Linked DNA regions of Homo sapiens: region 1 is linked to region 2. A link is an interaction called in ENCODE POLR2A ChIA-PET data of the cell type or tissue named here. Cell type or tissue: K562. All regions are shown on one strand.

What was found. ChIA-PET counts read pairs that join two places held together with the same protein. Peaks named below come from ENCODE experiments on the same cell type or tissue, not always from the same donor. Only the 100,000 strongest peaks of a DNase experiment are listed, where the experiment ranks them.
Region 1: POLR2A ChIA-PET joins it to region 2 with 7 read pairs; 2 of 35 experiments call an interaction of 5 or more read pairs at or near these places.

Annotation. Positions count from the first base shown.
Region 1 is chr9:128,286,504-128,290,503 of GRCh38, reverse strand. SWI5 (SWI5 homologous recombination repair protein) reads right to left here. Exons shown (of 5, transcript NM_001318089.2): 5 at 1,515-1,852. The coding sequence ends at 1,788. Among named protein-coding and RNA genes, the nearest start is that of SWI5, 12 kb to the right of the region's middle. In K562, no CTCF peak of the experiment used is centred here; a DNase peak (open chromatin) is centred at 1,712.
Region 2 is chr9:129,859,442-129,863,441 of GRCh38, reverse strand. USP20 (ubiquitin specific peptidase 20) reads right to left here. Exons shown (of 26, transcript NM_001110303.4): 7 at 2,409-2,505; 8 at 1,830-1,899; 9 at 143-256. Among named protein-coding and RNA genes, the nearest start is that of MIR6855, 8.2 kb to the left of the region's middle. RefSeq lists an enhancer at 57-226. In K562, no CTCF peak of the experiment used is centred here; DNase peaks (open chromatin) are centred at 161 and 2,435.

The sequences.
Region 1 (4,000 bases), 1.6 Mb after region 2:
TGCCTCAGCCTCCCGAGTAGCTGGGACTACAGGCGCCCACCACCACGCCTGGCTAATTTTTTTGTATTTTTTTTTAGTAGAGACGGGTTCCACCGTGTTAGCCAGGATGGTCTCGATCTCCTGACCTCATGATCTGCCCGCCTTGGCCTCCTAAAGTGCTGGGATTACAGGCTTGAGCCACCGCGCCCGGCTACCTTTTTATTTTTTTGAGATGGAGTTTCACTCTTGTCGCCCAGGCTGGAGTCCAGTGGTGCGATCTCGGGTCACTTTTTTTTGTATTTTTAGTGGAGATGGGGTTTCTCCATGTTGGTCAGGCTGGTCTCGAACCCCAACCTCAGGTGATCCACCCTCCTCGGCCTTCCAAAGTGCTGGGATTACAGGTGTGAGCCACCGTGCCTGGCAAAATTTATTTTATTTTATTTTATTTATTTTTTTTTTGAGACGGAGTCTCGCTCCGCCGCCCAGGCTGGAGTGTGGTGGTGCAATTTCAGCTCACTGCAACTTCCGCCCCCCGAGTTCAAGCGATTCTCTTGCCTCAGCCTCCCGAGTAGCTGGGACTACAGGCACCCACCACCACGCCTGGCTAATTTTTTGTATTTTTAGTAGAGATGGGGTTTCACAGTGTCAGCCAGGATGGTCTCGATCTCCTGACCTCGTGATCCTCCCGCCTCAGCCTCCCAAAGTGCTGGGATTACAGGCGTGAGCCACCGTGCCCGGCCAAAATTTATTTTTAACAAGAAAAAAAAATTTACCTCTGGGAACACAGAACATAATTTTTAAACAAAAAGGGGGTCTCTTGGCTGGGCACGGTGGCTCATGCCTGTAATCCCAGCACTTTGGGAGGCCGGGGTAGGTGGATCACGAGGTGAAGAGATTGAGACCATCATGGCCAACATGGGCGTGGTGGCACGCTCCTGTAGTCCCAGCTACTCGGGAGGCTGAGGCAGGAGAATTGCTTGAACCTGGGAGGCAGAGGTTGCAGTGAGCTGAGATCGTGCCACTGCACTCCAGCTTGGGTGACAGAGTGAGACTCCATCTCAAAAAAAAAAAAAAGAAAGTGGGGTGGGGGTCGGTGGGGGGGGTCTCTCTTCATTGCCTAGGCTGGTCTTGAACTCCTGGCCTCAAGTGAACTCCTGCCTTAGCCTCCCAAAGTGCTGGGATTACAGGCATGAGCCACCACACCTGGCCCACTCTAAGCTCTTGCCTGCTTCTTCCCAGCCCAGAAAGGCAGTATTGCAAAGCACGAGCTTGAGTCTGACCTGAGCTCAAATCCCTGTTCTGCCACTTACTAGCTGTGTGACCTTGGGCAAGTCACTTTGTCTCCTCTCTGAGCCTCAACGTCTTCATCTGTAAGATGGGGATAATTATGCTAATTCCTCACAGGATGATTTTAAGCATCAGAGACAATGGATATAAAGCACTTAGCACAATGCCTGGCTCATGTAAGCCTGTTCTAATCAAAGGCACGCTCTCTTTATCCCAGGTACTATCGGGGGCTATTGGAGAAGAGGGAATCAGTGTACAGATACGTTTATTGACAAATAAAGTACATGTACCCCTACACAAGTATCACTGCGACATTTCAGGAACCTTGGAGCTGGGAACGCCCCTTCCTCCCTGCCCGCCTCTTCTCTAGCCTCCTCCTGATTGGGCTTGGGCTCTCTAGAAAAGTGCTTCTGGCATTGTCTCGCTGGAAACTCTGTAGGTGTGCTGGTTGGGCTCTCAGTGTTTATCATGTCCACACCCTTCTGTCCCTGGGAGCTGTGGACAAGGGGCGATGAGCCTGCTCAGTCATTCATGTCCAGCCCAAACTCTGGATACAACTCTTTGGTGGTGACACCTCGGATCACAGCTGAAAGGAAGGAAGGCAGGCTGAATGTGCAGTGGGGAGAGGTGGGAGGGAGTACAGCCAATGCCCCGAGCCAGTGTCACTGCCCTGACCCACCCAGGACCACCTCTGGCTTCAAGCCAGTCCCCACACTTGTGCCTTGCCTAACTGGCCAAGGTAAGCTCCCTGCTACTCCTTCCAGGCTGTCCCCCACGGGCCCCACCTGGCCACGCTGGAGCTCTGCCATGTGCCAGCCACTGTATTCAACAATGGACCTACAAGGACTCCTTGGACCCTCACCCCATTTTGCAGAGGAATGAAACAGAGCTTCCTCGATTCCATTCTCCACACAGAGCTGCTGGATTCATCTGCTTCAAATGTAAGCTGATTGTATGCTGTGCCTGCTGAACATTCCAGACTCCTCAGTATGGCCCACTGCTCGAGTTTGCCCCTCTGCAGCCTCCATGATGCTATTCCTCCTCTGTTCTCCACAAAGACTGGTCCTTTCTCCTGAGGAAGGGTTCTCCTCAGAGGCCTCCCCTGAACACCTATCTTACCCCCACCGCCCCTCTGTTCATACCTCAATATTCTCCCCATCTCTGCCCTTTGTCGCCTTCATAGCACCTAACACATTTTGTAATTAACTGCTGAGTCCACTGACTTCCTGGGCATTCCTCCACCCCTAACAGGAAAACAAACCACATGAGAGCAAGAGACTTTAAATTGTCTGGTTCACCCAAGTGTCCTCAGCACTCTGTAGAGTGCTGGGCACAGAGCAGCTGCTCAGTAAATGTTCACTGAATAAACAAAAAGGATGCCAGGTGCGGTGGCTCAGCCTATAATCTCAGCACTTTGGGAGGCCAAGGTGGGTGGATCACTTGGGGTCAGGAGTTCAAGACCAGCCTGGCCAACATGGTGAAACCCTGTCTCTACTAAAAATACAAAAATTAGCCGGGCGTGGTGGTGGATGCCTGCAGTCCCAGCTACTCAGGAGGCTGAGGCACTAGAATCACTTGAACCTGGGAGGTGGAGGTTGCAGGGAGCCGAGATCACGCCACTGCACTCCAACCTGGGTGACACAGTGAGACCCAGTCTAACGAAAAAAAAAAAAAAAAAAAGGGATAGGCCACTGGCTCCAGGTCATATGACCTGGAAGTGACAGGCCTCATGCTGATTCTCGCTACTAAGAGCTTGTGTTCTTTTTCTTTCTTTTTTTTTTTTTTGAGATGGAGTCTGGCTCTGTCGCCCAGGCTGGAGTACAGTGGTGTGATCTCGGCTCACCGTAACCTCCGCTTCCTGGTTTCCTGGGTTCAAGTGATTCTCCTGCCTCAGCCTCCTGAGTAGCTGGGATTACAGGCATGTGCCACCACACCTAGCTAATTTTTGTATTTTCAGTAGAGACAGGGTTTCACTGCGTTGGCCAGGCTGGTCTTGAACTCCTGACCTTGTCATCCACCTGCCTCGGCCTCCCAAAGTGCTGCTGGGATACAAGTGCGAGCCAGCGAGCCCGGCCTTTTTTTTTTTTTTTTTTTTTGAGATGGAGTTTCGCTCCTGTTGCCCAGGCTGGAGTGCAATGGCATGATCTCAGCTCACCACAACCTCTGCCTCCCGGGTTCAAGCGAGTCTCCTGCCTCAGCCACCCAAATAGCTGGGATTACACATGTGCCACCATGCCTGGCTAATTTTATATTTTTAGTAGAGACAGTTTCTCCATGTTGGTCAGGCTGGTCTTGAAATCCCAACCTCAGGTGATCCACTTACCTCGGCCTCCCACGGTGCTGGGATTACAGGTGTGAGCCACTGCGCCCGGCTGAGCTTGTGTTCTTAACCACTAGGCTACACTCCCCTCACACCCCCATCTTCTTGGGCCCTGATCACCCCGCTCTTTTCATCCATCTATAGTTCCCACCTCCAGTTTTTTCCTCTCCTCCTCTGGGGCCCATCGTCCAGTGAAACACAGAGAAGCCCTCCCTGCCGTGGAATCCTGGATGCTGAAGGCATTTCTGCAACAAGTGCCAAAACTCACGCAGCAACTGGGCAGACAGCCCAGCTCTGAACACTACCCCAGCAGTCACTGGCTGCTGAACATCAGAGTACCCAGCACTCCAAGCCAGGGGATGGAACTGAAGGGTTTGTAGGGGCCGCCTGCACATTTCCTCACCTCCAAGGTAG
Region 2 (4,000 bases):
AGGCTTGCTGCAAGCATTACCCGGGACAAAGTGAGGCAAGTCCTCGCTGGGGGCTGAATCCACAGGAAGTACTCAATCATGGGTGCTGACAGGAAACCCCAGTCCCCACACACCGCCCAAGGCTAGGGATGCAGCTGCTCACCGTTTCTTATGCCAGACCTCAGAGACCAGCTTCTGGTAGCTCTTGCACAGGGCTGGCTTCTTATCTGTGCGCACCAGGCCGCCACACTCCAAGAAGAACTGAGTCAGCGGCGGGCTGGGTGCAGGGGAGAGAGAGCCAGGTCAGGAGAGCAAATGAGGCATGCGGCAGTTTAGAAAGGGCTGCATAGCGGGGAGCCCTGAGTGCTCGCACAGGGAGCACAGTGGCCCTGGACCCAGAAACTCCTGAAGGTGACTAGAAGGCTCCTACCAGTTATGAGAAAATTGTATCCTCCAAAATTCATCTGCGAAGCCCTAACTCCCAGAGACAGGGCATTTTTATTTTATCTCATCTTATCTATCTTACCTTATTTTTTTATTATTATTATTATTATTTTGAAACAGAGTCTCCCTCTGTTGCCCAGGCTGGAGTCCAGTGGTGCAATCTTGGTTCATTGCAACCTCTGCCTCCCGGGTTCAAGTGCTTCTCCTGCCTTAGCCTCCCGAGTAGCTGGGATTACAGGCACATGCCACAATGCCTGGCTAATTTTTTTGTATTTTTAGTAGAGACAGGCTCTACTAGTTGGCCAGGCTGGTCTTGAACTCCTGACCTCAGGCGATCCACTTGCCTTGACCTCCCAAAGTGCTGGGATTACAGGCGTAAGCCACGGTGCCCAGCCAAGACAGGGCCTTTAAAGAGGTTATTAAAGTTAAAACGGATTGGGTGCGGTCAATTTTTCTTTTTTTTTTTGAGACGGAGTCTCGCTCTGTCACCCAGGCTGGAATGCAATGGCATGATCTCAGCTCACTGCAACCTCCGCCTCCCGGGTTCAAGCGATTCTCCTGCCTCAGCCTCCCCAGTAGCTGGGACTACAGGTGCGTGCCACCACGTCCAGCTAGTTTTTTGTATTTTTAGTAGAGACAGGGTTTCACCATGTTAGCCAGAATGGTCTCTATCTCCTGACCTGGTGATCCATCTGCCTCGGCCTACCAAAGTGCTGGGATTACAGGCGTGGGCTACTGCGCCCAGCCTGGGTGTGGTCAATTATTAACAATAATTGACCTGCATCCTGCCACCTGAGGATAGTTACTAGGAACATTTTGGGACATAGCCTTCCAGACTTTTCTACGCATTTGTACCCATTCCCTCTCTGCTTCCCGCATACATATACTGCATCTCTAACCTCCACTGGGTAGGAGAAGCACGTCAGACACAGGAGACATCCTTGGCCTCATGGAGCTCACAGCCTTATCCTTAATGGAAAATCGCATTTCTCCCATAAAACGGGATTGTACCATGCAATGCTTTATAACCTCCTTTTTCCCCCACTCACCAGATTCTGAACCCCTTCTTGTTTCAATGCATGTTGTCTTGTGCCATTTTTCCTGCACTTGCTGCAAGGGCTATGAGAATTTATACTCTCTTGCAGATGGGCCTTTAAATCATTTCCAGTAAACAACAGAGCACTGAGCCTCCTTGCACGTACAACTTCCCCAGCATCTCCGGTTATCTCCTCAGGATACATTCTGACTGGGAGGATTGCTGGGTCAAAGGGTATACATGCTTTCAGGCATTTTGCTGTGCATCCTATACATGTGTTTGTGGGCAACCGGCTGGGGGCTGCTACTGCTGCTGTTTCCGGGGCTTTGCCAGGGACAGCTCTCGGCCCTCGGACAAAGTGTCGACCTACCAATTGGACAGGGCCTGCAGGGCAGCGTTCATGTAGCAGGAGTTCCCGAGGTTCTTCATGCCCGTGAGGCCTGGGAAATAAACACAACGGGGAGGAGCAGGTGAGCACCCTGCCCCACCGAGGAAACCTTGCAAGTCACATTTGGCACAAAGGTGTGGCTCTCAACTGCCCAAGACCCAAGAAGAGGACATGGTGGAAGCGTTCCACCCCAGGAATCTTCCCAGTAAACTAACGTGGTTCCTGCTCACAACAGCTGCGGTTACCTGAGTGTTTTAAACAGATGAACTCCTTTGCCCCTCCGCCCAGCCAGGCCCACTGTCCAGACCATACAGCAGAGGGGTCGGCCTGCCCAGGGTCACCCAGCTGGGAGAGGGGACAAGATAGCCAGCTCTCCAGAACCTTAGCTAGGCCAGCCAACTTCTGGGGTGAAGCCACCATGCTAAACAGCTTATCCGTCACCCCATCCTTCCTTGCCCATATAGCAGGTGCAAATAGAGACCAAGACTCTGGCGGTTTCCAGCCTCCAGATGAGGGCCCCCAGCCCAGCCCATCAGCTTCCCCTGCTGTGGGGGCCATTACCTCGAGGTTTCAGGTCATCGTCCTCTGACTCAGACTCTCCTTCATCAGCCACAGCAATAGGAACAGCTTTCAGAGGGTGGGAGGGTGGCGGGGAGTCCTGTGTTAAAGACCCAAAGTGAGGAAAACAGTGAACAGAGGGGCTGGGGTCAGAGGCCCAGGTGTCTCCCAAGGGCTGGAAGTCCAGCCCTACTGCCCGGAAGGCCCTACTGGGCTGAGCCAGTCCAGCTGAGCAGAAGGTACTGTGAAAAGAGATAGGATTGGTGGCCTTGCCCTGGGAACTCCTTGATTTGTGTGTGTCTGTGTTTTTTTAGAGACAGGGTCTTGCTTTGTCACCCAGGCTGGAGTGCAGTGGCACAATCAGAGCTCACTGCTGACTCCAACTTCTGGGCTCAAGGGATCCTCCCACCTCGCCCTTCTCAGTAGCTGAGACTACAGGTGCATGCACAGCACCCAGCTAACCTTTTTATATTGCCCAGGCTGGTCTCAAACTACTGGGCTCCAGTGATCCTCCCAAAGTGTTAGGATAACATGAGCCACTGTGTCCAGATGTTGACTTGCATTTTTTTATTGGCAATAAAAAAAATATTTTATTTATAATAAATTTGGAGAAAAATAGAAACATAAACATGCAACCCCATTTTCCTGAGAGAACTGCTGTTAATAGTCTGTATGTATCTTATGTAGACGTTTTTTTTTTTCTTTTTGAGACAGAGTCTCGCTCTGTTGCCCAGGCTGGAGTGCAATGGTGCAATCTTGGCTCACTGCAAGCTCCGCCTCCCAGGTTCATGCCATTCTCCTGCCTCAGCCTCCTGACTAGCTGGGACTACAGGTGCCCGCTACTATGCCTGACTAATTTTTTGTATTTTTAGTAGAGACGGGGTTTCACCGTGTTAGCCAGGATGGTCTCGATCTCCTGACCTCGTGATCTGCCCGCCTCGGCCTCCCAAAGTGCTGGGATTACAGGAATGAGCCACCGCGCCTGGGCTATGTGGACTTTTTTTAAGAGATAGAGTCTTGCTCGTCGCCCAGGCTGGAGTGCAGTAGCACAACTATAGCTCACTGCAACCTTGAACTCCCGGGCTCAAGTGATCCTCCCACCTCAGCCTCCCAAGTAGCTGGGATTACAAGCATGCGCCACCATGCCTAGCTAATTTTATTTTTTGTAGAGACAGGGTCTCACGCTGTTGCCCAGGCTGGTCTCAAACTCCTGGGCTCAAGCGATCCTCCTGCCTTGGCCCAGCAAAGGGCTGGGATTACAGGCATTAGCCATGGCGCCCAGCCTGTATTATACAGACTTTTAACTGTTAATACACATGCACAACAAAAACAAGATATTGCATATACTGTTTTATAGCCTTTTCTATAAAAATTCATAAATATCTACCAAGTTCACAAATGCATTCAATAAGCATTTTGAGCAATATTGAGCCCTATCATGTGACTGTCTAAACAGAAGGAGAGGCCAGGTGCGGTGGCTCCTGCCTGTAATCCCAGCACTTTGGGAGGCCAAGGCAGGCGGATCACTTGAGGTCAGGAGTTCAAGACCAGCCTAGTCAACATGGCAAAACCCTGACTCTACTAAAAATATGAAA